Regions from separate parts of the Homo sapiens genome. Here region 2 is linked to region 1. A link is a loop called in an ENCODE intact Hi-C map of the cell type or tissue named here. Cell type or tissue: dorsolateral prefrontal cortex. All regions are shown on one strand. Each heading gives the region's core, and the rest is flanking DNA. Links, peaks and the distances in the headings are about the cores only. Region 1 overlaps VLDLR (very low density lipoprotein receptor). Region 2 overlaps LOC107987043 (a long non-coding RNA gene).

Region 1 (16,062 bases), core at 6,876-14,875:
GCAGTGGTGTGATCTCAGCTCACTGCAACCTCTGCCTCCCGGGTTCAAGCGATTCTCCTGCCTCAGCCTCCCAAGTAGCTGGGACTACAGGTGCCCACCACCACACCCAGCTAATTTTTTGTATTTTTAGTAGAGACGGGATTTCACTGGTTTGCCAGGATGGTCTCGATCTCCCGACCTTGTGATCTACTGGCCTCAGCCTCCCAAAGTGCTGGGATTACAGACATGAGCCACCATGCCCAGCCAAACCCAGCGTTTTTGTTTTATTGAGGCTCTCAGAAGAAATGCTTCTGGTGTATTTTATCATTAAGTATGAAAGTGGCTATTGATTTAAAAGTGCTGTATATTTTTATCATTTTAAAGAAGTGTCTTTGTAATCCTGGTTTTCAGAGAGCTTTTATTTAAAATTGCTTATTCCATTTTACAGAATGCCTTTTGGACGTTTTATATTATAAGGTTTGTCTTATTTGATCCATTGATGTGCCATATTAGATTTCTTAATATTAAATTTTTCTAGCATAGCACAATAATTATGACTTGGTTATGGTGGATTATGCCCTTTATGGTATCTTTGAATTTAATTTGCTAGCATTTTATTTGGAATATTTTCATTTGCATTTATAAGTGACAACGATTGATAGGTGCCCTCACATGCGTGTGTGTGAGTGTGCGCATGCGCTTTCACACAAGCTATTATTGTCAGGCACGGACCAGGATTTTTCTTTTTTTTTTTTCTTTCCAACTTTTATTTTACGTTCAAGGGGTACCTGTGCAGGTTTGTTACACGGGGAAATTGTGTGTTGCAGGGATTTGGTATACAGATAATTTTGACACTCAGGTAAGCAGAATAATATCCGATAGGTTGTTTTTCAGTCCTCACCCTTCTCCCATCCTTCACCCTCAGTTAGGCCCCGACGTCTATTGTTCCCTTCTTTGTGTTCATGTGTACTCAATGTTTAACTCCCACATATAAGTGAGAATATGCGGCATTTGGTTTTCTGTTCCTGCGTTAATTTGCTTAGGATTGTGGCCTCCGGCTCCATCCACGTTGCTGCAAAGACTATGATCTCAATTTTTTTTATAGTTGCGTAGTATTCTTTAGTGTATACATACTGCATTTTCTTTATCCAGTCCACTTTTGGTGGCCACCTGGGTTGATTCCACGTCTTTGCTATTGTGAATAGTGCTGCAGTGAACATAGGTGTGCATGTGTCTTCAGGGTAGAACGACTTATATTTCTGTGGGTAAATGGAATTGCTGGGTCAAACGGTAATTCTATTTTAAATTCTTTGAGAAGTCTCCAAACAGAACAGGACTTTTCTGAGTAGAGTGTTAAATATGTGGACAAAAACTGATGGAACTGCAAGAATCAATAGACAATGCATATTTATAGTTAGAGATTTCAATACCTTTCTCAATAACTGAAAAAACAGAAAATCTGTGAGAATATATACAATTTGAACAGCACTATCAACTAATTTGACCTAATTGACATTTGCAGAACACTCCACCCAACAACAGCAGAGTTCATATTCTCTTACAATTCATATGTAGCATTTATCAAAATAGGCTACATTCTTAAGTTCAGGTCTTCAGGTCTTTTGTCAGCTTTATACCTAAAGTTTTTATATTTTTGATGATGTCAAATGTATTGTTAAGTTTCATGTTCTGATTGTTGTTAGTTTATAGAAAGACAATTGATATTTGTGCACTGCATTTATATCCTGCAACTGCTAAACACATATTAAGTTTAGGACCTTTTTTTATAGATTTTGTAACATTATCGGGACAGTTGATAATGTCATTTGTGAATAAAGAAAGTTTACTTCTTCCTTTCAATCTGGATGCATTTTATTTCTTTTTTCTTGTATTATTGAATTGACTAGAATCCCTAATACAATAGTGAATTGAAGTGGTGAAAGAAAAGACCTTTGCCTTATTCCTGATCTTAGGGTGAGAGCAGTCAGTCAGTCTTCTGCTATTAAGTGTGATGTTAGCTATAAACATTTTGTAAACGCTTTTTGTGAGGTTGAGGAGGTACCCTTCGATTTCTAGTTTGCTGAGATTTTTTTATTAGGAATAGATGCTGTATTTTGTCAAATGCTATTTCTGTACCTACTGAGATGATCACTTGGTTTCTTTTGTAATCTATTAATATCACAAATTACATTAATTGGGTTTCAGTTGTTACACTAGCCCTGCATCCTTAAGATAAACCCCATATGGTCATGTTGTATTATCCATTTTCTGTGTTGCTGGATTTCATTTGCTAATATAATATTTTGTTAAGAATTTTTTCGTCTGTGCTCATGAGGAATATTGATCTATTTTCTTGTAATGTCTTCATCTGGTTTTGGTATCAGCATAACGTTGATCTCTTAAAATGAGTTGGGAAAGATTCTATTCTCTTCAATTTTCTGGAGAGATTAGGTCATAGTGGTATTATTTCTTTCTTAAATATTTGGTCGAATTTACCAGCAAAGCCATTTGGAAGGCCTTGAATGCCAGGCTCAAGAGCTTCGACTTTGCTCAGAAACCTGAGATAGTTTCTATGGTAAAAAGATGATGTTTGCAAAGTGGGTTTTGGAGAGATGAACCTGGCAGCCATGGGCAGGAAATATGTTGGCAGCGAGGGCAATATAAACACCCAGGAAAACATTATATTCTAATTTCCAAAGTTCCTGCAGAAAAAGCTTTTGTTTAATCTTTCACAGGCTGGAAGGAATTTCCTACATAGAAGGGAAAGTGACCCCATTTGATGAAAACTGTGAATAGTCTGAAAGATTTTTCTATATGGGGAGGCAATGAGTGGGCTGCAACCATTGTCACTGAAAAATTAATTCTGCTCCCTCAGGTTTCTAATTCAGCTAAATAAATCCAACCTGGCTTGACACTTACTTTATGAAGTGCCAAGACCAGAGTTAGACTGCAGCATTTTTAAGTGACTAGAATTTTTTAAAGACGATTTTAGATTTTCTTTTCTTTCTAGGTTTAAAGAGTCATGAAAGAAAACTGGGGCCAGGCGTGGTGGCTCACGACTGTAATCCCAGCACTTTGGGAGGCTGAGGCAGGTGGATCACTAGGCCAGGAGTTCAAGACCAGCCTGACCAGTATGGTGAAACCCCATCTCTAATAAAAATACAAAAAAATTAGCCAGATGTGGTGGCATGCACCTGTAGTCCCAGCTACTCAGGAGGCTGAGGCAGGAGAATTGCTTGAACCCAGGAGACGGAGGTTGCAGTGAGCTGAGATCGTGCCACTGACTCCAGCCTGGGCGACAGAGCAAGACTCCATCTCAAAAAAAAACCAAAACAAATCTGAAGGACCTATTCATAATACAACTCTGTAATATTGCCACCTTCCTTCGATACCAGAGATTTGTCCTTTTGAATAAACATGGTCTCCTGTTCTGGGCATGATATCCAACATATTTCATTCCACACTGTTTATTATTTTTATTAAACAATATTGAAATTCGATTTATCAGATTGCAATGGCCAATCTCAATGAGTTTCACTTTATTGCATTGGCTCTCAGGGTAGGATAGGCCAGGCCAGTGCCAACTTAAAAGTTTAGTAAGTTAAACTAAAAATAATAATATGAAACCATCATATTTTATAAGCCCTTTTCAGCTTATGAAAATATTTCCCCAAATATAAGTTTTATGAAAGCATCTTTCAGCATTTCCTTCTGAACTGCAACCCAAACAATGCCTAAGCACATTTCTAATATAATAAAGTGTTGTTGGGAAAAAACACTGTTAGGGAATGGCTTTCACTTGGCATTAGTTTGAATGACTTGGCATTGTCACCAGGGGTGGTGGTATTTTAAACACAGAACATTCTGCACAGTGATTTTCATTGTAAAGTCTGTGATGTCAAACCTCAATAAAATTTCTTTCTGGAAATTGAACCTGCAAAATGCACCCATGGCAAATGTCTTTTATTCAAGTGCCTTAAAAACAAAACAAAACAAAAAAGCTCACATTTGGATCGTATACATCTGTCATCCCGTCTGGTCCCCATAACAACTGTGTGAAGCAACTAAGTCAAATTTTATCATTCACTCATTGTACGGATGCAGAAATGGAGGCATGGAGATGGAAGATAATTGACCACGACTATAATAAGTAAGTGGCAAAACTAAGATCAGAACTCAAATCTCTTAACTCTGGCTTTCATGCTTCTACATATGGCATACTGCCTCTCCAGAGGGACAATACGGAGATGGTGATGAAGTGATTCCTAGTTTGCAAGATTCAAAATATACACACTTGGTATATTCATAGCGTAAGCCAATATTACACTCCTGGAGTTGAATATTTTGTCGATAAGTTTCCAAATGTTACAATTCCATAAAGAAATGTCTATGTTTTACTTTTAAATAAGATATTTTTTCCACCCATTAATACTCTGTTTTGATGGTATCTCAGAGAACTTACGTGTGGGATTTTAGAAAAAAAAAGAGAACAGGCATAGATAATGTGAATTTATTTAAATGTATATAAAACAGAGGTTTCTAACTTCTGATATAGACCTTTTTAGAATCCCCATATACATAGACACCAGGAGATACAGGAATTCCTGAAATTAAATGTAAAATTTTATGAGTTTAAATGTTTTCTGGGAGGATCTTTTGGTTTCATTGGGCTTTTAAAGTGGGGTTTGTTTCTTGAAAAACAATTACTCTGATAGACACAAAAAATAATTCCTCCTGTCCTCCACCAAAGCAGCCCACAAAGATATCTCTATCTCCTGAGCTTTCAGAGAGTGTGCTATCTGTCTGGCATGTTTATTTGGGACCCACTGAGCTTTGCTTTGCCATTAAACTGTTATACATAAGAGGGACTTCATCTCAATAATCTGTTTCAGAGTACACAGAACCCTTTTGTGCCTGTAGTAGATGCTTAATAAATCATAGGCTTAAATGTTGACTTTAAACTCTCTGATAACTAGGGTAAGAACCCATGAGGACTGTGGGATCAAGCAATGCTTAATTAAGGTACTTAGTTGGCACATCAATTCTAAACACACAAAAACTAAGTAACAGGTGTGATTATCAAGCTATAGGATAACTTTAAAAATAACCCCACCAGTGTATAGTAACCTAGATGACTGTTACCATTTCAATGTAATTCCTTTCCCTGGTTATGTGTTTTTTCGAAGATGTTGCTTGTATTAGTCCATTTTCACACTGCTGATGAAGGCATACCCGAGACTGGGAAGAAAAGGAGGTTTAATGGACTTACAGTTCCACGTGGCTGGGGAGGCCTCACAATCATATCAGAAGGTAAGGAGAAGCAAGTCTTGTCTTACATGGATGGCAGTAGGCAAAAAGAGAGCATGTGCTCCCATTTTTGAAACCATCAGATCTTGTGAGACTTATTCACTATCATGAGAACAGCATGAGAAAGACCTATCCCCATGATTAAATTATCTCCCACCAGGTCCCTTCCACAACATGTGGGAATTATGGGAGCTACAAGATGAGATTTGGGTGGTGACACAGAGCCAAACCATATCATTCCACCCCTGGCCCCTCCCAAATTTCATGTCTTCACATTTCAAAACCAATCATGCCTTCCCAAAAGTCCCCCAAAGTCTTAAGTCATTTCATCATTAACTCAAAAGTCCATAGTCCAAAGTCTCATCTGAGACAAAGCAAGTCCCTTCTGCCTATGACTCTGTAAAATAAAAGCAAGTTAGTTACTTCCTACATACAATGGGGGTACAGGCATTAGGTAAATACAGCCATCCCAAATGGGAGAAATTGACCAAAACAAAGGGGCTACAGGCTCCATGCAAATCCAAAATCCAGTGGGCAGTCAAATCTTAAAGCTCCAAAATGATCTCCTTTAACTCGGTGTTTCACATCTAGGTCACGCTGATGCAAGAGGCAGGCTCCCACAGCCTTGAGCAGCTCTGCCCCTGTGGCTTTGCAGGGTATAGCTCCATTCCTGACTGCTTTCGTGGGCTGGTGTTGCATGTCTGTGGCTTTTCCAGGCACACAGTGCAAGTTGTTGGAAGATCTACCATTCTAGCGTCTGGAGGATGGTGGCCCTCTTCTCACAGCTCCAGTAGGTGATGCCCCAGTAGGGACTCTGTGTGGGGGCTCTGACCCTACATTTCCCTTCCGCACTTCCCTAGCAGAGGTTCTCCATGAGCTCCCCACCCTTGCAGCAAACTTCTGCCTGGACATCCAGGCATTTGCATACATGCTCAAAATTTAGGCAGAGGTTTCCAAACCCCAGTTATTGACTTCTATGCATGTGCAGGCTCAACACCATGTAGAAGCTGCCAAGGCTTGGGGCTTCCATCCTCTGAAGCAAAAGCCCAAGGTGTACCTTGACTCCTTTTAGTCATAGTTGGAGCAGCTGGGTTGCAGGGGACCAAGTTCCTAGACTGCATACAGCAGAGGGACCCTGGGCCTGGGCCACAAAATCATTTTCTCCCTCTAAGCCTCTGGGCCTGTGATGGCAGCGGCCGGGGGCGGGGTGGGGGCGGCTGCTGCAAAGGTCTCTGACATGCCCTGGAAACATTTACCCCATTGGATTGATGACTAACATTTGGCTCCTTGTTACTTAGGCAGATTTCTGCAGGCAGCTTGAATTTCTCCTCAGAAAATGGAATTTTCCTTTCTGTTGCATTGTCAGGCAGCAAATTTTTGGAACTTTTATGCTTTGTTTCCCCTTTAAATCTGAATGCCTTTAACAGCACCCAAGTCACCTCTTTGAACGCTTTGCTGCTTAGAAATTTTTTCTACCAGATACTCTAAATCATCTCTCTTGCCAGACAGCACACTCTCTGAAAGCTCAGGAGATGGAGATATCTTTGTGGGCTGCTTTGGTGGGGGATAGGAGGAATTGTTTTTGTGTCTATCAGAGTAATGATTCCTCAAGAAACAAGTTCAAAGTTCCACAAATCTCTTGGGCAGGGCAAAATGCCACCAGTGTATTTGCTGAAATATGGCAAGAGTCACCTTTACTCTAGTTCCCAAGAAGTTCCTCATCTCTGTCTGAGACCACCTCAACCTGGATTTCACTGTCCGTATCACTATCAACATTTTGGTCAAAGCCATTCAACAAGTCTCTAGGAAGTTCCAAACTCTCCCACATTTTCCTATCTTCTTCTGAGCCCTCCAAATGGTTCCAAACTCTGCCTGCTACCCAGCTCCAAATTCACTTCCACATTTTCTGGTATTTTTTCAGCAGCACCTCACTCTACTGGTACCAATTTGCTCTATTAGTCTGTTTTCATGCTGCTGATAAATACATACTCAAGACTGGGAAGAAAAAGAGGTTTAATTGACTTACAGCTCCACATGGCTGGGGAGGCCTCACAATTATGCCGGGAGGCAAGAAGGAGCAAGTCACATCTTACACAGATGGTGGCAAGCAAAAAGAGATTGTGCATGGAAACTCCTGTTTTTAAAACTATCAGATCTCGTGAGACTTATTCACAATCGGGAGAACAGCATGGGAAAGACCCACCCTCGTGATTCAATTATCTTCCACCTGGTCCCTCCCACAACACATGGGAATTATGGGAGCTACAAGATGAGATTTGGGTAGAGAAACAGCCAAACCATATCAATGTTATTAGCTCTACATACGATCTGTAGGACTTCCTCATTAGGACAGCTATGGAGGGTCTCAAAAGGGCATTAACCAGCATGACAATTACTATGTTCCCTGATGGAAAGTGCAACGATTTTGCTGTTTCAAAATCTTAAGTCTACCTTCAAAGATGTAAGGGTTTTTTTTTTTTATAACAATATGTATGCAAAAATCAGCTTTGTGCTCCCTGAATATAAATCCACAATAGGACCTGTAACTTGTGTGCTGAGTAGGAAATCACCGGGATAGGCAAACAACCTCTTACGAAAACTTCTTTCAAGAGACAGTGGTTACTTGGAGGCCTAAATACTGGGATGCTTATTTACAAAATAATCTATGGTTTGCAATCATGGGATCAATTTAGTTTTACAATCCAGTATTTGAGCACTTAAAAAGCATTCAACTTTGTGCTACGTACTCAAGGCACAAAGATTGCAAAGACTAAATTCTTATATAAAAGAAGCTTGTGTTTCATTCAGTCAAGAAGTTATATACATATACATAATCTCAACCTGATGTTATACATGTTATTGTAGAATTATATGCTGGATATACAAGAGACTCATGACCCAAACTGGGACAACAGGAATGGCTTCCTGGAAGAAGAGACATCTGAGCCCAGACCTGGAAGAATAAGAGCCGGGTAAGTAAAGGCCAGAAGGGCACTTCAGGCAGAGGGAAGAGGAGGAGCAAAGGCACAGCCTTGTACAGGAAACAGCAGTAAAGGAGAAGGGGAGAGGGGAGTGGTTGCAAAGAGTTGGGCATTACTGAGTTGGGCTGGGGAACTGCAGGGCATAGCGGGGCTGAGCAGCAGGCTCCAGGGTCAGGCCATGGTGATCTTGAGCCTGAATCTAGGGACCTTGGCCTTCATTCTGTAGGCATCAAGAAGTCATCTTAGATAGGGAGTGACATGGTCATATTCACACTTTGGAAAGATGATTCCATAGTTCAAGATATTCCAAGATCCTACAAGCCATTGCTATACTTAGTTCTGTATCCTGACTAGCAAAATGCTGGGTGTATAGTATTTAAAAGCCACCTGATCCCATCTAACACATTTAATAGCTTGTGACATCATCTGGAGTCATTCTGCCCTTGAATATCCAGATAATACAGGGTTGAACTTCCATTCCACATCCTGCAGAAAGTCCAGTGTCCCAGCCAGAGTTCTAAGAGTCCCTGGGTTGCTTATGTTTTCTGACTCTAAGCTCTTCAGTGACTTAATTCGTTCAGTTAACAAATTGTTCTGAAAGTTCCTTCTCTGTTCTGTTGCCATATCAACCCAGGTCTAGGACTGGGCTCCTATCTATGATTTTCATCAAAAGCCACTCCCACAACGTGTTAGTGTGTGCCACAGACATTACTGAAGGATCAGGGAGGTGATAGGGCTTACAGTGCCAAAAATGTAAGCCATCCAAAATTGCATATTGGATATTCTTGTTTGTCACCTTGAGCTCCAAATTTCCACGGCACACCGTGTGCCTCTGCCCTCTTTTCCACCCTGCTGCTTCACAGCTACTTCCTCATCCCTGACTTGACTTTTCTCTCTGCAGAATACAGAGCAATGCAGCCATCTGTAGCCTACTTTCCAAACTTGGCTCAGGACCTCCTTTGGCAGATCCAGATTTTCCTTCCCTTGTAGCTATAGAGAAATTTCCCTTCCCAGGGGCATCCCTAGCCCTCCTACCAAGGCAAAAGAAGCTACAGTTGGTTTTGGTTTTAGATAATCTTTTTCCACCCCCATTTCGCTGGATTTCTGAGAGACTGGAAGTTGCATACAGACCGGCGTGCCACTTTTGGTGAACTAAAAATATTAAGTAGGCCCACTGAAATATTATCTGTCTCATAATAGAGACAGTTCACAGAGTACTGGGAACACATTGCCTGCTGCAGGGGAGGGAGAAGAGAGGGAGAATGGCACGTAGTCTCTGTTCTCAGCATAGTCCTCCCCGGAGGTTAGTGGATCCTGACATATGGGAGGTTGGCCTTGTTTTCTGAATGGAAATAGGCACTGGGGCTAATGTCTGGGAAGAGGCTGCTTTCTGTTTCATAAGCTGTTTGTTACTATTTGGCTTCTGTGACATGCATGGATGCATTTCAGAGACTCACCTTACTTCCTAACATACAAAGAATCCTTTCCTGAAAGTTTTGGCTTTAGGAGGCTTTGTTTTCCCAAACAGCATCCATTCCTGTTTTTTTTTGTTTTGTTTTTGTTTGTTTGTTTTTTTTATCTTAAAGAGTCACAAGTTATTGTTGAATTTACAGGCTTACTATGAGAGCAATTCTTACTCTGTGGGTGACTTAAGACATTGCTGAATGAGGTCTCCTTCCTGGTAATGTTAGGTGGCCACTTTCTGCTTCCTCAATGGGGCCTGTTGCCTCCTGTATCAGACAACTATCAGAGACTCAATGACCTTTGGGTTCCTTTTAACTCAGAAATACCAGGATTCTAAAATGTCTTAGGGAAAGTAGTTTTGATAGTTCTCCAATATTTTTAGAGACCAGACAGGTAACAGGGAAAATATAAAGCAGTTGGATAGATAGGATATGCTGGACCCTGCCTAAAGCCATCATATTTTTTAAAAATGATGCCATTCATACAAACATTCCTCCAGAGACCATTACTCAAGAGCTAGTATGGAACTCCATATTAAAATGATGCTGCCAAAATATGTCCCTTGGAAGGCCTTTACACTGAAGGTAGAAAAGAACTTCCTTTGAATGGTTGAAGCCTTTGAACTTTTCGGGGGCTGGAATTCGTGCTCTGGGCTCTTCTTTTCTTCTGAATCCTGAATTCTTTTGGTTAGAGAGGAGAGGCATGGCTTTTCTCCTGCGTTCCACGCAGCCTTGTTTTCTTCCAGCCTTCCTGGTGTTGAGCCTATCATCCCTGCCCAATCAGGGAGGCAGCCAAACAGATATCCCACAGGCAGAGGGCACAGCTGAGCTAGGAACTGGTGAGATTCTCCTGGATTAAGGGACCATCTACAGGCTGAATTCCCCGTACTCTGGGGAGATAGCCTGTGCACACACCCCCTGTGATGGACCGAATCTGGAGTAGAGCTTTCTTTCATCCCCACTGGCTTAGCTCACATCGTGTCCATCTACCAGGACCACTACCAGAGTCTTCTAATATATCTCCGTTTTCACCCTTGCCTCCCAGCCGCCCATTCCAGACAAAGCAGCCAGTGTGAGCCTTTTAAAACTGGATGTCATTCTATCGCCCCAAGCCCACTAAAAAAGTTCTGTCACTTAAAAAAAAACTGAGTCCCAACCACAGCTCTTGAAATTGACATCACTTGGTCCTCTTCCTTTCTCTCCTCCCACTCTGCCTCTGCCACCTCCTGCTACCAAGGCCACCTTGCTTCTTCTTAGAGGAATCAGGCATGCTCATGCCTCAGGATTCATTATTCATTATTCATGGCTTCAGTCTTTACTATGCCTCAGTGGGCTCATAACACATTTCCACCAGGTTGTCTGCTAAATCCTCTCTTTGGAGAGCTTCCCTGACCACTTTATCTAAAATAGCACATTCTGCTATTCTCTAGTCCCTTACTCTGTTTTGTTTATCTTTATAGATTTTATCACTGCCTAACATATAAATGTCTGTTCAGTGCCTAACTCCCAGCTAGAATGAGCACCATGAAGGATGGGGCTCTGGCCTCTCATGTTCTCTCTGGTTCCCCAGAATCCAGAACAATACCTGGTACATAGCAGGCACTAAACAAATGAATGAAGTAAAGACAGCACATATAGGGGATGTCTATGTGCGGCTATAAGGAGGGATACCTTCTGATGTGGCTGATCCATATATCCTTCCTCAATTTTGTTAAAAGTTTAAGAAATGTGTGTGCTTCCCCGTAACTGATGTTTCTTCTAGGATGTGCCAATTATAAAACTGTTCTGGAACCTTTTAGAAACTGTTACTTTAAGTCCCTTGAGGTCTGAGGAGGAATGCCAGTTGCTATCTAGTTATTTAAAATTATCTTCCAGCATTTAGAAGTCCTGCTTAGCAAACCACAGGGCTACTTGTTTGGGGTCAGGTCAAAAGGCAAATTTCCCTGAAACTTTAAAGGACAAATCTTTAAAGAACAAATCAGCAAATCTCACATGTAAGTGAGTAAATTTAAGACAACATAAACAATGACTAAGGGTATAAAATATACTCTCTGCCCTCAAAACCAGTAGGCAAGAAATGCCTCTGAATTGAACACTATAACATTAAATGTTCATGCCTAAAATCTAGCATTTCACATTTCCTAGATTGCGGGCCAATCATATTTGCTGAGTTTGATAAATCCAAAGAGTGTGCTATATCTTCTGGAGTGGTATGAGGTATAGTCTGTCTTCTTACCCCCACTAATTAAAAATACATTTCTGAATAATTGGTGAACTTAAACCAATCATCCGTGTTCTTTAATCAGCAGAGGGTCACACACGAGGCTTTCTGCAAACCTAATAGGTGCAGCATGATTAATCATTTTAATTTTTTTGAGTAAAAAAAGATCACCAAATGCTAGCATTTCAAGGGGAGATTTAACAAGGAATACTTGCAAATGGAATTTTAATACAAGAGTACAGATCAAAATCAGATCTCCGAATAGACATAAGGATTTTTACTTTAAAAAAGATGAATCATGATTTATTTATTTATTTATTTTTTGGTGCTAGAGAGGGAAAGAGCTGTTGTTTGAATGAAGCACTTTACACGTGTTGCCTCTCTCTTTTATGAGAACTATGAAAGTAGGTGTTGTGATTTTCAGAAGAGGACATAAGCTTGGATGGTAAGCAACTTACTTGTGGCCACAGCTGATTAAGTAGTGGAAAAACATCCAAACTTGTATCCACCTCACTGCAAAGCTGGTGAGATCAACATCTCAAACAAAATGCAATATCTCACTTATTACAGACTCACTGTTGAGCTTTAAAATATTTTTTTGACTGTTTCTCTTTCCTTCGATTTACTTATTTTTCTCCTACTCTTTTGGATCCTCTGAGTCAATTTCAAGGTTTAGTGCCCAACTAATTCGAACAACTGGGGCCATTGCTTAGAAAAGTTTTAGGTGGAATATATCTACGACTCACAAAAGTTTTAGCCTTATAAACGAATTTCAACACAGACCATCTAAGAACTAACGAGGAGACAGCATCAAAATGATTTTACTTGTAATGTCCTTTCCTGTCCTGCCGCCCTGGGATATGCCCCCCTTTAGCCAGGTGTGGCCTGTTCTCAGTCACCTACAAGAAGGAAGTGCTAGGCTAACATTCCTAACTAAGTAACAGTAGCTTTGACTTCTGTCTTTTTCATGGGAAGGGTAGAGAGGGGAAATTTGAGAGGATAATATACTGGCTGTCCATGGTGAGGCACTAACTGTACTAAATATGGCAAGAAAGGGACCATCTCTCAGTTTTTCAGCCTGAAGTGTCCAGACCTGGGTGGCCCTACTTGTTCCTAGAAAGGGGTGACTGAGTCATCTTCAGTGATTCAGTTGAGAAAAGGAAAAAGATTTGAGTAAAAGCTTTTATAAAAGGTCTCTAGAGAAAGGAAAGGCTCACAATTATCCCAAAAATAAACTTTTATTTAAATGTACAGTTCATTAGTAAAAAAAAGTTTATTGACAGGTCATCAGGACTCTGCATTCTAACATGTGCCTTTAGAATTCTGAAGATCCTGAGCATGATAATTTGGTTGTATATGCCGGACTCCTGAGGCATTACATGCTTTTAAATCGCATTCTAGTATCAAGTGACATTTAAAAAGAGCAAGATAGTTTTGTCAAAGCCAGTCATTTTGTTCAAAAAAACTCTCTTCCTCCTTGCATGTGTGTTAACTGAGAAATACCCAAGTCTGGTAGTTCTACCAATCTGGTATATTCCAGAATACTTAAGATCCAGTGCTGGAGTTATAGCATCATTGAGTTACAAGCCACAGTTCTTCCTGTCTTTTTGGCCATGTTTCTCCCTATAGGAGAGCCTTGAAACTTAAGATTTGTTGTGGTACAGTTTGTTTTCTCCCAATATCTTATACATAGGAATGAAGTTGCCTGCTTATAAATTCCTTTAGGGAATCTTTATCATTTTCTTTGCAATCCAACAATCTACTTCTACTTCACTTGGATGGCCAAGGAAAATAATTCTGGAATGTCTAGCGTCTTGAAGGTATAACACGTAACTGAGTTAATCTGTGCTGACCTGATGTAGTAGTGCTAGTAGTACACTTCCATTACACCACCATACTGGATGCCAGCCATAGCTGGCATCTGAGAAACTGTTGAAGGATCCTAACATCAGCAATGAGGAGGACTCAGCAAACATGCAATGCGACATCCAGCTCAATCTTTGTACAGTACTGCATCCCCTTCTAAGAGAAGACGGCAGTAAGCACATAGGATTTGGAACCATAGATTGTTTGTAGCCTCAGTTTTTACCTATGTAAAATGGAGATACCTATTAGGGTTGCTGTGAAGAGCAAGTAAAAGACTTGGGAGCACTTACTTAGTACAAAAGTAAGCATATGGTAAGAATTTAAAGGAGATTTTAAGTGCTTTGGCAGCCATCTAAAGACTATGCAGGCTCCCAAATATTTGTTTCCATGTCCTAGGAGGTAGTCAAAAGAACTGAGGCAGAAACATTCCATTTATGTTTCTAGGGTTTAAACCATGCAGTCTTTTAAGCCTTCTTAAGTATGCAAGATGCTATCACTCCTTAAATATCAGACTTAGATCTCTTCAGACAGGTGTAGTGGAGAACACTTCGGTCACCATCTAACACATTACATTCATCATAGATAAAGGTACCTGTGACTTTCACCGGTAAAGTCACTTACCGGTGCCTGTGTGTGACAGTAAATACAGCCCTAGCATTGATGTGATATTCAGTAGTGACATCTGCCCTGCACATATTAGATGCCAGACACTGTGCTGAGCTTTTTGTGTGCATCTCACTTAAATCTTACCTTGTCACAGTGAGACAGTCCCCATCGTCTCTACTTTACAGAGGGAGTTAGTAACTTGCCCAAGGTACCACACACAAGACACGGAAGTCTATGCTGTTAACTACATTGCCTGCTGCTTCTAAACAGAACCACCTTGTCACCCATCTGACTTTTTCCTTGAGCGCAGTGAAGAAAAAAGCCATTTTTGATATGCCATGAGGTAACCTGCGGAGCACAAACTCCCCACCCGCAGCTGGTCTCACTCCTGTCTCAGTGTTTTTGCATTGAGATTTTTACAGTGAGATTTACAGGAGAACACTGGGTCATGGTCCTACTTTGTTCTTTTTCTCATTAGCCAGGCTCAAAAACGTGAAACGGACTCAGGAGACATGATAGAGAGATGGAACACCACTGTTATCAGTTTGTTAGTAGCTTATTTATCTATGGATCCCTAAGTTTCATATCTAGAGCCTCACTGGTAAAATGCATTCAGCTTTCCTGTGTGAAGGTAGATGTGAAAGGGATATGCAAAGATGGCTGATAATCCTTCACATGCAACTGTTTCGGCTAAAAATCCTCCAGGCTGGATTAGAGAGAAATAAGTTCGAAAAACGCCATTGTTCCCTCTTCAGATTCATTCCCTCCATATTTGGAAATAAGTACCTTTGAAGATTTTTGTACTTTTATATATTTCTGAACTCTCATAGTTTAGGCCCATGATATGGCTGAAGCATGGATGTACAATTTTTAGTTTTCCCAAGAAAAATCATACTTGTTAGGATATTTACTCGAGTAGTTTTTTAGTATTACAATTCTAGAAGAGAAGTCATTATAAGCCCCTTCTGGCCTTAGAGACTATATAATACCAAAAATACCTAAAAACCTTTTCTTTAAGAGAGTGAAATCGCTTGATGTGCCCTCCCACTCCGGTTAGATGCTTAACAGACGACAGCAGACAATGCACCTCAACCAGGGCTAAGTGTGCACACTTGGCCAGCAGCCGCCAACAGAACGGGCAGCAGCAGCAGTTAGCACTGACGCAACTATCGCTGCTATTGCCACTACCATCTCCCCACTAACAGGGCTTGCAGAATATGTAATACCCAGGGGATTATATATATGTGGTTTTTAGGCACCGCCTCATCACCCACAATAAGGGAAGCTTCTTTCTACTCTTTAGCTAGTTGCTGCTCCTACTTGTTAGGAGTTTGATGTATCAGACCCTTTTGAGAAATGTCTATGTCACAACTACGTTCAGGATAAAACAATTATGAAACTGAAGGGCTCAGATTTGGGGATCAAGATTAGCAGGTTGTATTCATAGTACTTCAACTTAAATTAGCAAAAGTATATCTGCTTTTTGCAAGTTTTTGCCACCATTGAAAGCAAACAGTATAGCTTTCATTTGGATTCAAAATAATAAATTGTTTTACTTGGGTAAGATTTCACTAGTAAGAATTCTAGGAAATTATTCCAGTTAGATTACGTAATAGAGATAAGTGACCCCTAGAATCTT
Region 2 (16,062 bases), core at 4,988-12,987, 430 kb after region 1:
CAGCCAGCCCGACCCAGGTATGACCAAACACACCTTTGCACCACTATATTTAGGCATTCAGCAAACTTCTTACTCTCTGCTCACTAGCCACCAATTTTTGTTCTGTGTTCTCCTCCTTGATCAATAAAAGAATAATGAGGAAATGTAAGGCATAATGACACTTAATGAGAACCTTCTAGGTGCTAAAACATTGGGATATGGTTTTGGGTTCTGTTCTAGCCCAGGGGACCATCTAGAACAGGAATGGCAAATTGGTTTCATTTCACATGTGAATTCCAATTTGCAATAATGTATGGAAAAAAATTCCAAAGTCACATCTGGGTTTAGGAAAGACTGTCATGACAGTTTAGTCACATCTGCTGTGGTGTGGGTGAATAGTTCTGTCATCTGCAATCTAGAGCGGTGGTTCTCAAATTTGGCTACCCCAAAGGGGACTCATCTGGGGAGGTTTTACATATACCAAGTCCAGGCACCACCCAAACCAACTACATCAGAAACTCTGGGAGTGGCCCAGGTATCTGTATTTTTTCAAAACCCTCAAGGTGATTCCAATGAGTAGGCCAGATTTGAGATGCATAGGTGTAGGGCAGTGTTACTTAAACCTGTTTTCATTATTGCCACACCCTCCATCACCACAGCCTTTCCAGGATCCTTTTAAGATACGTTTTTTCCCAATCGCCACCCCATGAAATGTTAATACCACAGATATACTGTGTATGTGTTTATGTGCTGTAGGTATATCTGTACTTTATACATAAAAAGGGTAAGATTTTGTCAATTCCCTCCACCCTACAGCCCTTGATCAATTTTCACCCCCTTGAAAGCAGTACTGGCCCTGTTGAGAATCCATGATCTAGAGAACAAGAAATAGCTTTTAGAGAATGATTTATAGTAACAAAAATAATACTTGGTACAGTTTGAGATTCGGGTGTTAATAATTTACTCTTTGAAAGCAAAACTGCCATTGTAAGCATAGCAGTGGAGGTACAAAATTAAGCACTGTGGCCATGGATTCACTCGATTATGTTGTTAATAGATGTTAGAAATAATTAAGGGGTGCTGTTAATTGAACCAGGCACTATCTGATGTGACAGTCCCCTGCTGGTAGATAAGTACTAAGAAGTGAAAATGTTTACTTTCCTAGCAAAAGAAACTGCTTCTATGGTAAATAATCCCCAATTACTCAGTCATTATTTTTATTTTTTATTATTAACAAAATTGATTTTTTTTTTTCTGATGGAGCTTTGTGCTTTATGGTGGTGTCCGATGCTTTACTATTACTCACCAGCTTAAAGAAAAAAACTCTTAGCATGAGTGTTAACCAGACATTTATTCATCCATAAGCTACAGGGATCCTTATCATTATGTATTTTATTTATTTACTTTTATTTGTTATGTTTTTGAGATGGAGTCTTGCTCTGTTGCCTGGGATGGAACGCCACTGCATGATCTCAGCTCACTACAACCTCAGCCTCCCAGGTTCAAGCGATTTTCATGCCTCAGCCTCCTGAGTAGCTGGGATTACAGGCACACATCATCACAACCAGCTAATTTTTGTATTTTTAGTAGAGACAGGTTTTCACTGTGCTGGACAGGCTGGTCTCGAACTCCTGACCTCAAGTGATCTGCCCTCCTCAGCCTCCCAAAGTGCTGGGATTACAGGCATGAGCCACCATGCCCGGCCTCAATATGTATTTTCACTTTTACTTTACAACTGAAAAAAACTCAATATTTTATCATTTATGTCAGATAAATACACATTTAAAGACTTATAAATAAGGTAAGGATGCAGATGTAGGTGATTCTCGTCCATTCCCAAAGTGTCCCCCTAGCCGGTCTTGATAGCTGGCTTGAGTGCCAACCCTGACGCACACTTGCTCTGTCATCCTGGGCAAGTCACTTAACCCATCTGTGCCTTGGTGTCACATTTGAAGAACTGAAAAATATTTGTGCTACAACAAAGGCTTCCAGTAAGAATAAACATATAAAGCTGTGTCTTTGGCTGGGCACAGTGGTTCACGCCTGTAATCCCAGCACTTTGGGAGGCCAAGGTGGGAGAATCATTTGAGTCTGGAGTTTGAGACTGAGACAAGCCTGGGCAACATAGTGAGGCTCTCATCTCTACCAAAAAAAAAATTAAAAAATTAACCAGGCACGATGGTGTGTGCCTGTAGTCCCAGCTACTCTGGAGGCTGAGGTGGGAAGATCACTTGGGCCCAGGAGTTGTAGGCTGTGGTGAGCTATGATCGTGCCACTGCACTCCAGCCTGGGGCGACAGGGCAAGATCCTATCTCTAACAACAACAACAAAGCTGATTTATAAAAGTAGAAAGGTGCTACACAGATGAAAGATAATGGTGATCTGATGCCACTTAACAAATATTTTTTAGTCCCCTAGAATCCAATTGCTACCCTTAACACATGGAGCCCAAAGATAAGTACGACACTCATTCTGGTCTCAGTGAGATCCCATGGACAGCCTTCCTGCCGATACATCTTATTGGTGGTTTCCACTACATGTAAATTCTTGTCCCCAGAAAGGAGAAGAGGTGGACAAGCTTACAGATAGGGATCAAGTAACAAATATTCAGACACAGTGAGTATTATATGGAATAGGCAGTTGCAGTTCAGGACTGTCTTTTGGTTTAGGAATCACCAATGCATCTTCAGTGCTATGGTATATAACCGCAGCGCTGCTGCAGTATCTCAACGTTGTCACAGTTGTGCTCTGTGCATTTGTCCACTGACACCAGTTGGTCAGTGCTGGGTCCTTTATTCAGAGTAGACACTTTGAGGGAAGGACCTGTGGGCTCCTCAGTGGGCCGCTGAGCTCACAGATTCCTGATTCCAATTACATGCTAGCCGGTGGAAAGAGGAGCTGAACATGGGTATTGAACAGTGAGGGAGGCAGAGCACTCAGCAGACCCAGGGCCTTATTCATGCCAATGTCATTCTTAACCAACTCTGTCACCTTAAGCCCTCATCTGAAATGGCGAGTTCCCACCTTCTCTCTGGTTTGTCTCTGGCAAATCCTGCCGTAATACAGAAGAGCAGGGCTGCCGCTTTTCTCCCCACCATCCCAGTATTTGTATGCTCTCCTGCCCTCACCCCTTCTTCTGCTATAAGCCCCATGGCAGCAACTTTTAAGACTCTCATTTAGTGACACACAGAAATGAAATGAGAATGCATTGAGCTGAACCTGCCGTCAGCACACTGGGTGCAGGAGAGCTGAAGATTTCCCCAGCTGTGAGGACAACCTGCCACGCTGATCCAGTTACCAACAGCCCCTGCTGCAGAAGGGAGGCAAGTCAGTCTATGCCCAGCCCAGTTTAGCATTGGCAGGCTTTTGAGTACATCTAAGAGCCTGAGGAAAGCCAGACACAGAGAGAAGGGGGCAGCTGAAAGAATGACTTAATAAAGAGCCACATGAGTCGCCTCAGCCTTGGGGTAAATGAAGTTTGCTGTAGGAGGCTCCCTTGGCAGAGGCTCCCATGAGACATGCCAGCTGCCTTAAAAACCCTTGCCACTCCTTGCAATTAAAAGGCAGCAACCTCATGTGCCACACTCTCAAAAATGTGCGTAATGCATTTCAGCAAATATAAGTGGCAGATCCCCCAATCTTGAGTCCATCTGTGGTGGAGCTTTCAAGCCCTACGCTAATAGAGAGATGACACAGGCCAGCTGGTTTGAGCTGGTTGAGCCTGAGAAGCAGGGAGAGGCGGGGGAGTCACAGTCTTGCTGCTGGCAGTAAGACCAACTTGTTTATTTTTTAATGATGAGCACCTCAACACCAGCAGCCTGTTTCCCATACTCAAGGTCTCCTTAAAGTTCAGCTCCTCCTAATTATGTAAGACAGCCAGACCTATGAAGTATGGAACAAAAAGTTGTGATGGTGGTATCAGTTGTTTTAATTTAATTGATTTTATATTATTGAGAGAGTTCAGCAAATCACATATAATCTCACGAAGGTATGCTGACATAGCAGCTTCGCTGAGCTAGAGACTCTTCAAATCAGAGTAACTGGCCCAAGCATCAGCTACGTTTCATTTTTCAGAGATCCCAGTTGCATTAGGTGCTATTCTAAGAAGGGCAGCCACTTTCTCTCCTGATTTAATCACCAGGATCACATTTTTGTGACAGATAAATCTGGTATAATCTTCACCACACTTAAGGTTGGCTGTTGACCTAGAACGCTCTAAAATTATTTTGTAGGGCATAAAAACCTCCTGGTAATGCCGCAAGTACCCACAACAGGTATCAGCAATGAGAGCTGTTACCTGAGCCCAAGCCCGCCTGAGGTACTGCTGCCCTCCCCTACTCTTACATAAAGTGTTACCTGTTCCCACTAACACTCTTCCACGCTCTCCTTCTATTGAGAACAGGACATTCACACACTACTTCCCCAACTCCTACCCCTCTCCTTGAATCACAACAGAGCACAGACTAGAACATGAGCACCTCAATTTCAAAACGTTTATCTCTTCTAGTTGAAAATGATTTTCTAAATTATTGCCAAAATATAGCTTTTATCCTCCATCCTCATCCATTAGAATGTATGGCAACTACTACCTAGCTAAACATGACGTATTACTTATCTCCATAGTCACAGTATTGATTCACAGGACCTGTAGGACATCTCTGAATATGCCTGTTCATCAGCATACTGGAGACTTTTGGATAGAGTTTTGCTCCAGGGCAGAGTTTCCAAGTCTGCATTTTGCATGCAGAATGTCAAAAAATGTTAACATGTGTACAAAAGGGTTCCATGGTCCACGAGGTTTGGGAACCACCAAATACCAAATAGCCCTTTTGGAGATTCTTAATTTGAATTACCACAGTAAAGACTCTAAAAAGTCCTACAGTCAAGAAAACATCCATTTACCCAGCATTTTACAAACACATTTGACCCCAGAACATACCCAGATACCTTGAGAAAACACAGATGTCAGAGCAGAGGAACAGGGCATTCCTAACTGAGAAGCTGTTAATAATCAGGGATGGATGCTAGTACACCTTGTTAAATGATGTTCAGCTGTGTAGTGTGCAGGGGCATCCTGGACCTAAACTTACAGTGTTAATAGCATTGATTGAGTTTATCTGTGCCAAGTACTGTGATAAATCCTTCACCTATGCATAACCTCCTTTATTTTAATCTCTACAATAACTCCATGAGGCACATTCTAAATACACCCAATTTTGCAACTAAGGGACAGAGAGATTAAGTAATCTGCTCAAAGTTATACAGTGTTTTTTTGTGTTTTTTGTTTGTTTGTTTGTTTTTGTTTTTGAGATGGAGTTTCGCTCTTGTTGCCCAGGCTGGAGTGCAATGGCGCAATCTTGGCTCACTGCAACCTCCACCTCCCAGGTTCAAGCATTTCTCCTGCCTCAGCCTCCCAAGTAGCTGGGATTACAGGCACCCACCACCACGCCCAGCTAGTTTTGTATTTTTAGTAGAGACGGGGTTTCTTCATGTTGGTCAGGCTGGTCTTGAACTCCCAAGCCCAGTTGATCCACCCGCCTCGGCCTCCCAAAGTGCTGGGATTACAGGCGTGAGTCACCATGCCTGGCCTAAGGTTACACAGTCTTTAGTGAGTGAACGAATAAGCAGTAGAGTCCAGGTCTACCTGTCACCAAAGTCTGTGTTCTTAACCAAAAAGCCCTCTGCTTCCCTGTGGAACCTTCATATCCTCAGAGCTGCCTCGGCAGAGATTTGAATGAGGACAAGCATGAATCAGGAAGACAGAGTCCCCAGGAGCTCTAGAATTGAGAAGTCAGAGGACTTTCCTAGTCCAGCCTCACCCAATCTAGCCATTGTGACCTACCTCAAATGAGTAACTACTAGAGTCATGGATATGACTTAGTATCTCCAGTGATGGGGCCTGAGTTGAGAATTCACAGCTGCCATTCTTGTGTTTCTGTCAGGGGTTTATGTTGCTCTTCTTACAGTGGGGACAGAAGCAGAATCTCTAGCTTGAGCTTCAGAATGAAGACTTTTAATTGCTCAAAGCATTATTGTGTGCCAGTAGCTGCTCAGTGTTATTCTAAGTGTGGTCCGTGTGTCAGCAGCAGCAATATCATCTGGGTACTTGATAGAAAGCCAAATCCTTGGGCCCCACTCCAGACCTACTGAATCAGAATCTCTGGGGGCGGGGTCTAAGAAACTGTTTTAGCAAGGCCTTCAGAGGGTTCTAAGACATTTTAAAATTTGAGAAGCCCTGATCTTATTAGCCCAAATCTCTCATCTTATAGATGACAAAACTACATCCCAAAAAGATCAATGGCTCATTCATGATCCTAGAGTGAGTAGTGATAGAGTCAGGTGGAGTGGGTAGCTGTTAATTTTACCTATTCAGTATTCGCAGCCCTTTCTTTTGGTAATAGTACCCAGATTTTGCTTGGGGTATCCTCCTTCCTCCTCCTTCTGTTCATGTGGTTTGGATGGGACTAACTGATGCTTCCAGATTCAAGGGTGAGGACATGACTCAATCTGGCCAGAGTAATTTATCCAAACTCTGACCCCAGCCTGGTCACAGACACATGGATTAGGGATGGACACATGACTACGCCAGGCCAATGAAACTGGGTTATGGGAATTTTACTGGAATCTTGAGAGAGGAGCTTTCTTTTCACTGAGACTGATAGCTATAAGCATGACATTTAAATGGCCTGTGTATCATGAAGCCCACCAAAAGAGAAGTCCCATCAGGAAGGCACTTCTGGCCTTGTTTGCCCTGCTCTGAGCTCCAAAACCTTGTTTTGAACTGTCAGCTCAACCTCAGTCAGTCCACTACATACTTAAACAACACCCAGGGGGAGACAGTGGAATGTGAGCCTCTCACTGTGTTTGGGAGTTATATGGAGTTTACTAAACATAAAGATATTCATTGAGCACTAAAAGCCAAACTCTGGGCTCTGGTAGGAATATTTCAATCCTTCTTAAATAGTAATAATTTCTAACAAATGTGGCCAAAGAGATAGTTCTGGTCCAGATTCCCCAACTAAGCAAAAGCGTGGATAACAGATATTGTGGAATTCCCTTAAACATGCTTTAGAAAGAAAGCAGTAGTTCAAAGCTTTTCTGTTAATCATTCTATGTTCAATATTAGCTAAATTACAAGAGTACTTCCAAATATCAAAATATCCTCACTTTGAAATAAAAGTCTTCAGTACTACAGCCTCCCTAATCAATAAATGGCCTGAGCTCTAGCAAGCTATCTCCCACCCTTGCTGTAAGGCTGTAAGAACACATTCATTGAGCATGATATGCCAGGTACTATGCTGAAACTTTGGTAGGTGTCATCTCGTAATCCTAGAAACAGCCCTTTGAGGGATCAATTAGCTAGTATCCTATGAGCATTCACTGTATACCAGACATTTTTAAGCACTCAACAGTGTGCTTAAACAACTAACTCATTTTATTATTTCACTTTATTACAGGGGTTACATAATTAGCAGAAGGGAGGAGCTTCAAATCCTGGCACTCTAACACAGAGATTGTTCACTTAAGACTACACAGTACTACTTATGAAAAAAAACTGGCAGAAGGTAAGACAAATGATCAACTTCCTTTTGGTGCCCTCTCCAGGTTAGTGAACCAAATAGGTTCTAGGTTAGAATCATCACCATAAAAGTAGGGGCTAACATCAGTGACGTCTAAAATTTCTTTTGGATCTATTCTACAACACTACGGATTTTTGGACATGATTTTTTTTTGCTACCTCTAAAGCAGTGAGACCCTCTGGAATTTCTGTGTAAGAGAGTTTTAGAAGTGGCAACCTGTTTGTTAGATAAAATTAGGAAACTTGAAACTACAGTTACATGGCCAGCATGCTGTATTTGGCTTATATGCTTATTCAGAGCAGATTTTAGAGGCTGGGGGTTAACAGAAATTGCTATAATGCCTCTCCCAGAAGCTACCCCTTGGTGTCTCCAGATATGAGTCATTGTTTCAGAGGTGTGGGAAAAGAAGAAACTCCTGCTTTCGGCAAACCTGTATTGGGTTTGGTCTGATATTGAAGAATTTTGCCCTTCCTAAATTGTGGAGGTCATCTCACCCTCCAGCTAAGCCAAGCAGAGGGTGACAATGAATCCATACATGACAAAGAAAGTACTCATGCTTCAGGCCTCTATCTAAGTCATTTAGCTAAATGCTTTTCCACTGGAATAAGATTTTGGACTTTATTTTAATCAGCAGGTTTTTCCTTTGAGAGGAGTTTCAAATCTCCCTCTTAGGAAGGTCATGCTTCCTTTGCCTTGCTAGGCCTCGGGATAGAAAATAGGATTCTCTGGAAAAAGCTATCACTTAGTAAATAATTGATTGGCGATTGCTTTGGATTTGATTCGCTAAGCTGAGAACCTTCGACACAAACTGTGGAGGGTTCAAGAATGAATGCAAAGTATGTGTGGTTTTTACAATTTGGTGGTCTAAGCAAGGTAGAGGATGTCTAGCAGGGCAACAGTGTTCCTTAACCTTGTTTTCTTTGGTTTAATGTTCACAAGTCATAGAATATACAAATAGAACAGTCACTAAATGCTTTTTTCCTTTGAACAAATAGTTTCAGTTCCTACAGATACCACCATTGTACTCCAGTGGCTTAAAATAGCACTGTGGTCACAATGTCAGTCCCTAGTAGACCTTCCAGTTTTTCTAGCTAGCATTTCCCTAATACCTGTGATAATGCGTCTCCCATAAGCTAACAAATTAGTTCAGGTGGAGGAATGGGGCAGGGAGACAGCTGGCTTCATGCGAAAAAGAAAATGCTTTCTAGTCCTATCCGGATGCAACAATATAGAGGAAATTACAAAGGGGTGTCTAGTTCCTGTGTGGGGCAGGAGGAACACACTTAGAAAATGTAGGAACTGTCAAAGCAAGGACTCTCTCTTAGCTGGGTGAGGTGGCTTATGCCTGTAATCCCAGCATTTGGGAGGCCAAGGCAGGGGGATTGCTTGAGCCTAGGAGTTTGAGACCAGCCTACACAACATGGAAAAACCCTGTTTCCACTAAAAATACAAAATTTAGCTGGGCATGTTGGTGCATGCCTGTAGTCCCAGCTACTCAGGAAGCTGAGGCAGGGGGATTGCTTAAGCTTAGGAGGTCAAGGCTGCAGTGAGCCGGGATTGTGCCACTGCACTCCAGCCTGGGTGACAGAGCAAGACCCTGTCTCAAAGCAAACAAACAAACCCTCCCTATCTTCAGATATGTGCCCAGTGCTGGGAATGGAAAAATGATAAGACTCAGTGCTGTTCTAATAGAGTAAATAATACTTCATAAGGTTAAAGAGGAAGTGGGTGATGCTAAGAAACTAGAGATGTAAACTACTGTTTCCCAAAAGATTAATGGTGAAGAGAAAGGTAGCTCCAGGTGAGTGCAATGTTGAGTGAAGAATTAATTTATAGTGTGTGTCTGAGGGTAAGGGTGCTTGAGCATATTAGTAAATGATAGAGCCATGTTGAGGATGAGGAGAAACCGACAGTGTCTTTCAAGGTACTTCTCCCATAGTATCAGTACATGTGTTTGCACGTTGATTTATTGGTTTATCCCATTCTCCTTACTATGCACTAGGCCAGTGCTAGACTCTGGAACAAAATGATGTCCCCTGACAACACACACAAAAAATTCACTCTCCACTCTTTCTTCTTCCCTGAACTCCTTCCCCAGAAACCACTTCCAGGTGTGCTTCTGCCTCATGCTCAGGGCCACTCAAAGCCAAGTCTTTCCAACTTTATCACTTCCTTTGTTTTGAAGAAGGGTCAGAGGAAGTGCTTTTACCATGTGTTTTGTTTCTTGTGCAAAGCCCACAGGACCTGATGGTTTGGCGCCCCCCAGGGGTACCCAATGGGCCTCTTTCCTGCTCACTAACAGATAAGGGGAACTGAGGGGCCCACGGAGGCCAGCCTGAATGATAAACTTTATGTACCCTAAATTTTCTAATATTTAGGGGTCAGGGGAAGGGGAGACTGCAGTCCCTGGAAGCTTTCTTTAGTGTAACTTGAGGCTAAGATGCCTAAGATGTGCAATGAAAACTAATTCTGCTCTGCCCTAGTCCAATGACATTGGACAAGTGGCTTAAATTTCCTCATATGTAAAACGGGGCCAATAATGGCTAATTTCAATGTTTTTGTTAGAATAAAATTAGACAGTGATTTACAGATGAACTTCAAAATGGCCCAGAGAAGATGATATGACCCATGTTTTCAGTCTCCAAAGTCCGGAGGGTCTTTGTTGTCTCAGCGAGTAAATAGAGTTGAGACCAAGCCAGTCCCACTCCTAGAGAGTTAGTCCTCATACGTAGAACTAGAGCAGATCCAGACACACTGGAATGGCTCAGAACAGGGGGCACTTGTGTTGCCAGGTGCCAAGTGGTGTTTTTATGAAATCAGGGTCCCCATGGTCAGCTGATCCCACGTGCGTGCTGATTGGCCAGCCTGTTGTCTAGATAGCAGTTCAGTTTCCATGGATCTCAACCCAGCATGATGCAATCAGTAGGGATGTGAGGCACTTGTTGTTTTGCTTTTCCCTTAGTCTTTAATCATCCAGTGGGAGTCAAAAACTCACTGCCTTGGCAAGAAACCCCAGGCTTTGTAATCAGTCCTTCCCTGAAAATCAGGTCATGGTGTTTCAAAAGACAATTTTCTGAAGGAAGATGTTTTTTAAAGAAGTGTTCAAACTTGCTGGCATTTTTACAAGGATAGTATTGATCATCCATGTCAACCTTCCTGAAGAACTGTTTGTCTGCCTTCCACTATTGCCACTTGCAGTCTGCCTTATCAAAGTAGAGGGCTAGGGTGAGACAGACCTGTGTAATGAAGAAGCCAAACAGAGATTCAGAAGTGTTAAGCCTCCCCTAGGAGAAACAAATGATCACTGGGACTTAGGCTATCTGTAGAAAAATAAGCTGTCTGCACTTACGTGTTGGTAGTTTTCATCATAAAAATCACAGAATATTAGAGCTACAAGGAGCCCTAGAGCTTTTCAGTTCATCCCCTTCATTTGATAGACATAAAAACTTACACCAGACAGGTGGAGTGATTTGCCAAGGGTTACCCAGAGAGTGAAAGCTTTAGGACTTGAACCCGTGTCTTCTAACTCTCAAGCACAAAATCCTATTCACCGCATTTGTGTTATTAGCTAGTTCTAGGAGACATGCTGAGCTTTGTAGAATGAAGGTAGAAGGACAATATTTATACACAGAGGGGCTAAGCTCAGTGAAGGTGGGTGGGAAGCATGGGGAAGTTGAGCAGGCGCCCCTTTATTAGCCCAGGAAGGGAGTCAGCCAGCAAGAAGAGCTCGCTGAGGTATGGGATGTCTCAGGGAAGGACGAAGATTGTAGCTGTAGGACTTTACTTTAGGACATTCGGAGAGGTTTTAGGACAAATTTCTGGTCAATCACATTCTATAAACCAGAAGAGGGTGGGGGCAGTGAACGTGTTTGTGTTGTACGCTTCTATAGCCCCAGCACCTGGCATACTCGTTCATTTATTTACCACGTTTACGGAACACGTATGGCTGCCGGGGAGAAAACGAGGTGCAGATATTGGCAGAGGCAGGAAACCAAATTGTACATAAATAAATGTAAAAGTTACAATGTATTCAGAAAGCAAAACTATACATTTCCACAGGTAGATAACTTACGTTGTATGTACATGTTATTTAAAAAATGAATGAGAAAAAACACACCAAACTCATTGTGGGAAGGAGACTGGGGAATCATGGTTTAAGTGAATTGCAGGAGTTTTTAAAAATAAAAATGCACTTATGTGTTAGAAATCAAAATAGTGGCCATTCCCTTTGGGAGGTGGTATAGTCACTGGAAAGGGGTGGGGGAGTTTTGATTTGAGCACTGGGTGTGTTCATCGGGTGAAAATGTATGGGGCTAAATTTTCAAGTATGACTTTTCTGTATGTGTTACATTTCCATAAAGTTTACCCAAACTGTATTCGGGTGATATTTTTTCTATTAGTATTTTTTATTATAACTTTTATTATTTATTATTTAGTATATTATAGTATACTCACTTCAGGTATACTACTTATGAAGTGGTATAATTTTATTTCAGTATGAACTTGGATTCATTATAAATATTTTATAAAAATGTGTAAAAAGAAGTATAAAATCACTAAAAATGTATAAAAAGTATAATTAAAATGTTTTTTAAAAGAAGAGAATATTGAATTATTTAAAATGCTCAATTAAAACCACAAAAGGCAGACAAAAAGTGGAAGACAAAATCGGAGCAAAGAAGAAAGGCAACGAATAGGAAATATTAACAAACATGGTAGATAACAATCCAACTATATCAATAAAGCCTTTGAATGGCAATGGACTTAATACACCAATTAAAAGACAAAAATTATTGGAACGGATCAAACCCAACTACATGTAGTCTGCAAGAAACCCACTTTATAATATAAAAACACATATAAATTAAATGTAAATACATGGAGAAAGATATGTCATGGCTGTCACTAATCAAAAAAAAGCAGAAGCACCTACATTAATTTCAGACAGAGCAGACTTCAGAGCAAGGAAAGTTATTAGAGTTAAAGATGAACATTATATCATGAGAAAGGGGCTCATTTTCCAAGAAAAGTTAATATTATAATCTTTAATGTGTGTGCTCCTAACAACAGAGTGTCAAAATATTAATATATGAGGCATAAACTGATAGAAATGCAAGGAGAAATAAATGAATCCGCTTTTATAGTTGGAGGCTTCAACACCCCTCTACCAGAAATGACCAGATCCTGCAGGCAGAAAATCAGTGAGGACAGAGCTGATCTCAATAGCACCATCAATCAGCTGGATATAATTGACATTATTGACCATTCCCTCTAACATAAGCAGAATACACATTCTTTTCAAGCTCACGTAAAACAATCACCAAAATAGGCCATATTCTGGACCATAAAATATGCCTTAACAAATTGTAAATAATAGAAATCATGCAATGTCTCCACTTGGACCCCAGTAAAAATAAACTATAAATCAATTAGAGAAAAATAGCACACAAGTTTTGAAATATTTGGAGATTACATAAAACATTTCTGAAAAACATATGGGTCAAAAATATCTCAAGAGAAATTTTAAAATATTTTGAATAAAAGGAAATTAAAATACAACTTTTCAAAAATTTTTTTTTTTTTTTTTTTTTGAGACGGAGTCTTGCTCTGTCGCCCAGGCTGGAGTGCAGTGGCGTGATCTCGGCTCACTGCAAGCTCCGCCTCCCGGGTTCACGCCATTCTCCTGCCTCAGCCTCCCGAGTAGCTGGGACTACAGGCGCCCACCACCACGCCCGGCTAATTTTTTGTATTTTTAGTAGAGACGGGGTTTCACCTTGTTAGCCAGGATGGTCTCGATCTCCTGACCTCATGATCCACCCGCCTCGGCCTCCCAAAGTGCTGGGATTACAGGCGTGAGCCACCGCACCCGGCCTCAAAATTTTTGAGATGCAATAAAAGCAGTGTTTAGGGGAAAATGTATAGCATTGAATGCACATGCTAGAAAAGAAGAAAGATCTAAAATCAAGAATCAAAGTTTCCACCTTAGCAACTAGAAAAAAGAAGAGCAAATTAAATTCAAAGTAGCGGTGCCTCACATCTGTAATCACAGCACTTTGGGAGACCAAGACAGGAGGATAGCTCAAGCCCAGGAGTTCAAGACCAGCCTGGGCAACATGGTGAAGCCCCATCTCTACAGAAAATAAAAAATTAGCCGGGTGTGGTGGCATAGGCCTGTAGTCACTGTTACTCGGGAGGCTGAGGTAAGAGGATTGCTTGAACCCGGGAGTTTGAGGCTGCAGTGAGCCATGATGATGCCACTGCACTCCAGCCTGGGTTAGAGCCTGTCTCAAAAATATTAAATTCAAAGTAAGTAGAAGAAAAGAAATAATAAAAATTAGAGCAGAAATCAATACAATTGAAAACAGGAAGTCAATAGGAAAAAATCAACAAAACAAAAAGCTGATTGTTTGAATGAAAGGATCAATGAAATAAAAAAGCCTCTTGCCAAACTAACTAAAGAGACAATAAAGATTATTAATATCAGAGATGAAATAGGGGCCATCACTACAGATTCAATGGCCACTACAAGGAAAATAAAGGGCTACTACAAATAACTTTATGTCCACAGATGTGATAGATTAGATAAAGTAGACCAATTATTTAAAAGATATAATATGCCAAAATGCATACAGGAAGATAAAGACAACTTTAATAGTTCTATATCTGTTACATAAATTGAATCAATAATTAATAACCTTCCAAAACAGAAAGCACCAGGCCCATCAGGGTTCACTGCTGAATTCTATTAAACATTTAAGGAAACTATACCAATTTAATGCAATCTCTTTTAGAAGATAGAAGCAAAGGGAATATTTTCTAACTTATTCTATGAGGCCAGCATTGCTCTAATACTAAAACCAGACAATGATACTACAAGAAAATAAAACTACAGACCAATATCTCTCTTAAATACAGATGCAAAAGTCCTCAACAAAATCTTGGCAAATTGAATCCAACAATGTATAAAAAGAATTATACATCATAACCAAGTGGGATTTATTCCAGGTATGCAAGGCTGGCTCAACATTTGAAAATCAATTAATGCAATCCATTGCATCACAGGCTAAATTTTTTAAATTGCATAAAATATCAACAGACACAGAAAAAACATTAGACAAAATCCAACATTCATTCATGATTTGTAAATTAAAAAAACCTCTCAGTAAACAGTGATATAGTTTGGATGTGTGTCCCCACTCAAATCTCATGTTAAAATGTAATTCCCAATGTTGGACGTGGGGCCTGGTGGGAGGTGATTGGATCATGGGGGTGGATTTCTCATGAATGGTTACTAGTACCATCCCTCAGCTACTGTCCTCACAATAGTGAATTCTCACAAGATCTGGTTGTTTAAAAGTGTGTGGCGCCTCCCCCATCTCTGTTTCTCACTCCTGCTCTGGCCATGTGACATGCCTGCTCCCCGTTTGCCTTCCGCCATGATTGTAAGCTTCCTGAGGCCTCTCCAGAAACCAAACACATGCCAGCACTGTGCTTCCTGCACAGCCTGCAGAACCATGAGCCAATTAAACCTCCCTTCTTTATAAATTACCCAGCTCAGGTATTTCTTTTTTTTTTTTTTTAAATACTTTAAGTTTTAGGGTACATGTGCACAACGTGCAGGTTAGTTACATATGTATACATGTGCCATGTTGGTGTGCTGCACCCATTAACTCGTCATTTAACATTAGGTATATCTCCTAATGCTATCCCTCCCCCATCCCCCCACCCAACAACAGGCCCCGGTGTGTGATGCTCCCCTTCCTGTGTCCATGTGTTCTCATTGTTCAGTTCCCACCTATGAGTGAGAACATGTGGTATTTGGTTTTTTGTCCTTGTGATAGTTTGCTGAGAGTGATGTTTTCCAATTTCATCCATGTCCCTACAAAGGACATGAACTCATCATTTTTTATGGCTGCATAGTATTCCATGGTGTATATGTGTCACATTTGCTTAATCCAGTCTATCATTGTTGGACATTTGGGTTGGTTCCAAGTCTTTGCTATTGTGAATAGTGCCACAATAAACATACATGTGCATGTGTCTTTATAGCAGCATGATTTATAATCCTTTGGGTATATACCCAGTAATGGGATTGCTGGGTCAAATGGTATTTCTAGTTCTAGATCCCTGAGGAATCGCCACACTGACTTCCACAATGGTTGAACTAGTTTACGGTCCCACCAACAGTGTAAAAGTGTTCCTATTTCTCCACATCCTCTCCAGCACCTGTTGTTTCCGGACTTTTTAATGATTGCCATTCTAACTGGTGTGAGATGGTATCTCATTGTGGTTTTGATTTGCATTTTTCTGATGGCCAGTGAAGATGAGCATTTTTTCATCTGTCTGTTGGCTGCATAAATGTCTTCTTTTGAGAAGTGTCTGTTCATATCCTTTACCCACTTTTTGATGGGGTTGTTTGTTTTTTTCTTGTAAATTTGTTTGAGTTCATTGTAGATTCTGGATATTAGCCCTTTGTCAGATGAGTAGATTGCAAAAATTTTCT

What was found. Hi-C counts contacts between places; a loop is a spot of excess contacts. Peaks named below come from ENCODE experiments on the same cell type or tissue, not always from the same donor. Only the 100,000 strongest peaks of a DNase experiment are listed, where the experiment ranks them.
Region 2: it touches region 1 in a loop (8-fold over the local background); 3 of 110 quality-filtered maps call a loop at or near these places.

What each region holds. Positions count from the first base shown.
Region 1 is chr9:2,657,165-2,673,226 of GRCh38, reverse strand. VLDLR (very low density lipoprotein receptor) reads right to left here. Exons shown (of 19, transcript NM_003383.5): 19 at 13,171-16,062. LOC105375957 (a long non-coding RNA gene) reads left to right here. Exons shown (of 3, transcript XR_929436.3): 1 at 1-5,289; 2 at 8,152-8,258. Among named protein-coding and RNA genes, the nearest start is that of VLDLR-AS1, 43 kb to the right of the region's middle. In dorsolateral prefrontal cortex, for the core only: a CTCF peak has its summit at 10,545; a DNase peak (open chromatin) is centred at 10,546; H3K27ac peaks cover 1,867 bases.
Region 2 is chr9:2,222,063-2,238,124 of GRCh38, reverse strand. LOC107987043 (a long non-coding RNA gene) reads left to right here. Exons shown (of 5, transcript XR_007061395.1): 2 at 7,437-7,544. It also overlaps the pseudogene RN7SL592P. Among named protein-coding and RNA genes, the nearest start is that of SMARCA2, 210 kb to the right of the region's middle. In dorsolateral prefrontal cortex, for the core only: a CTCF peak has its summit at 9,822 (motif pointing left); a DNase peak (open chromatin) is centred at 9,854; H3K27ac peaks cover 984 bases.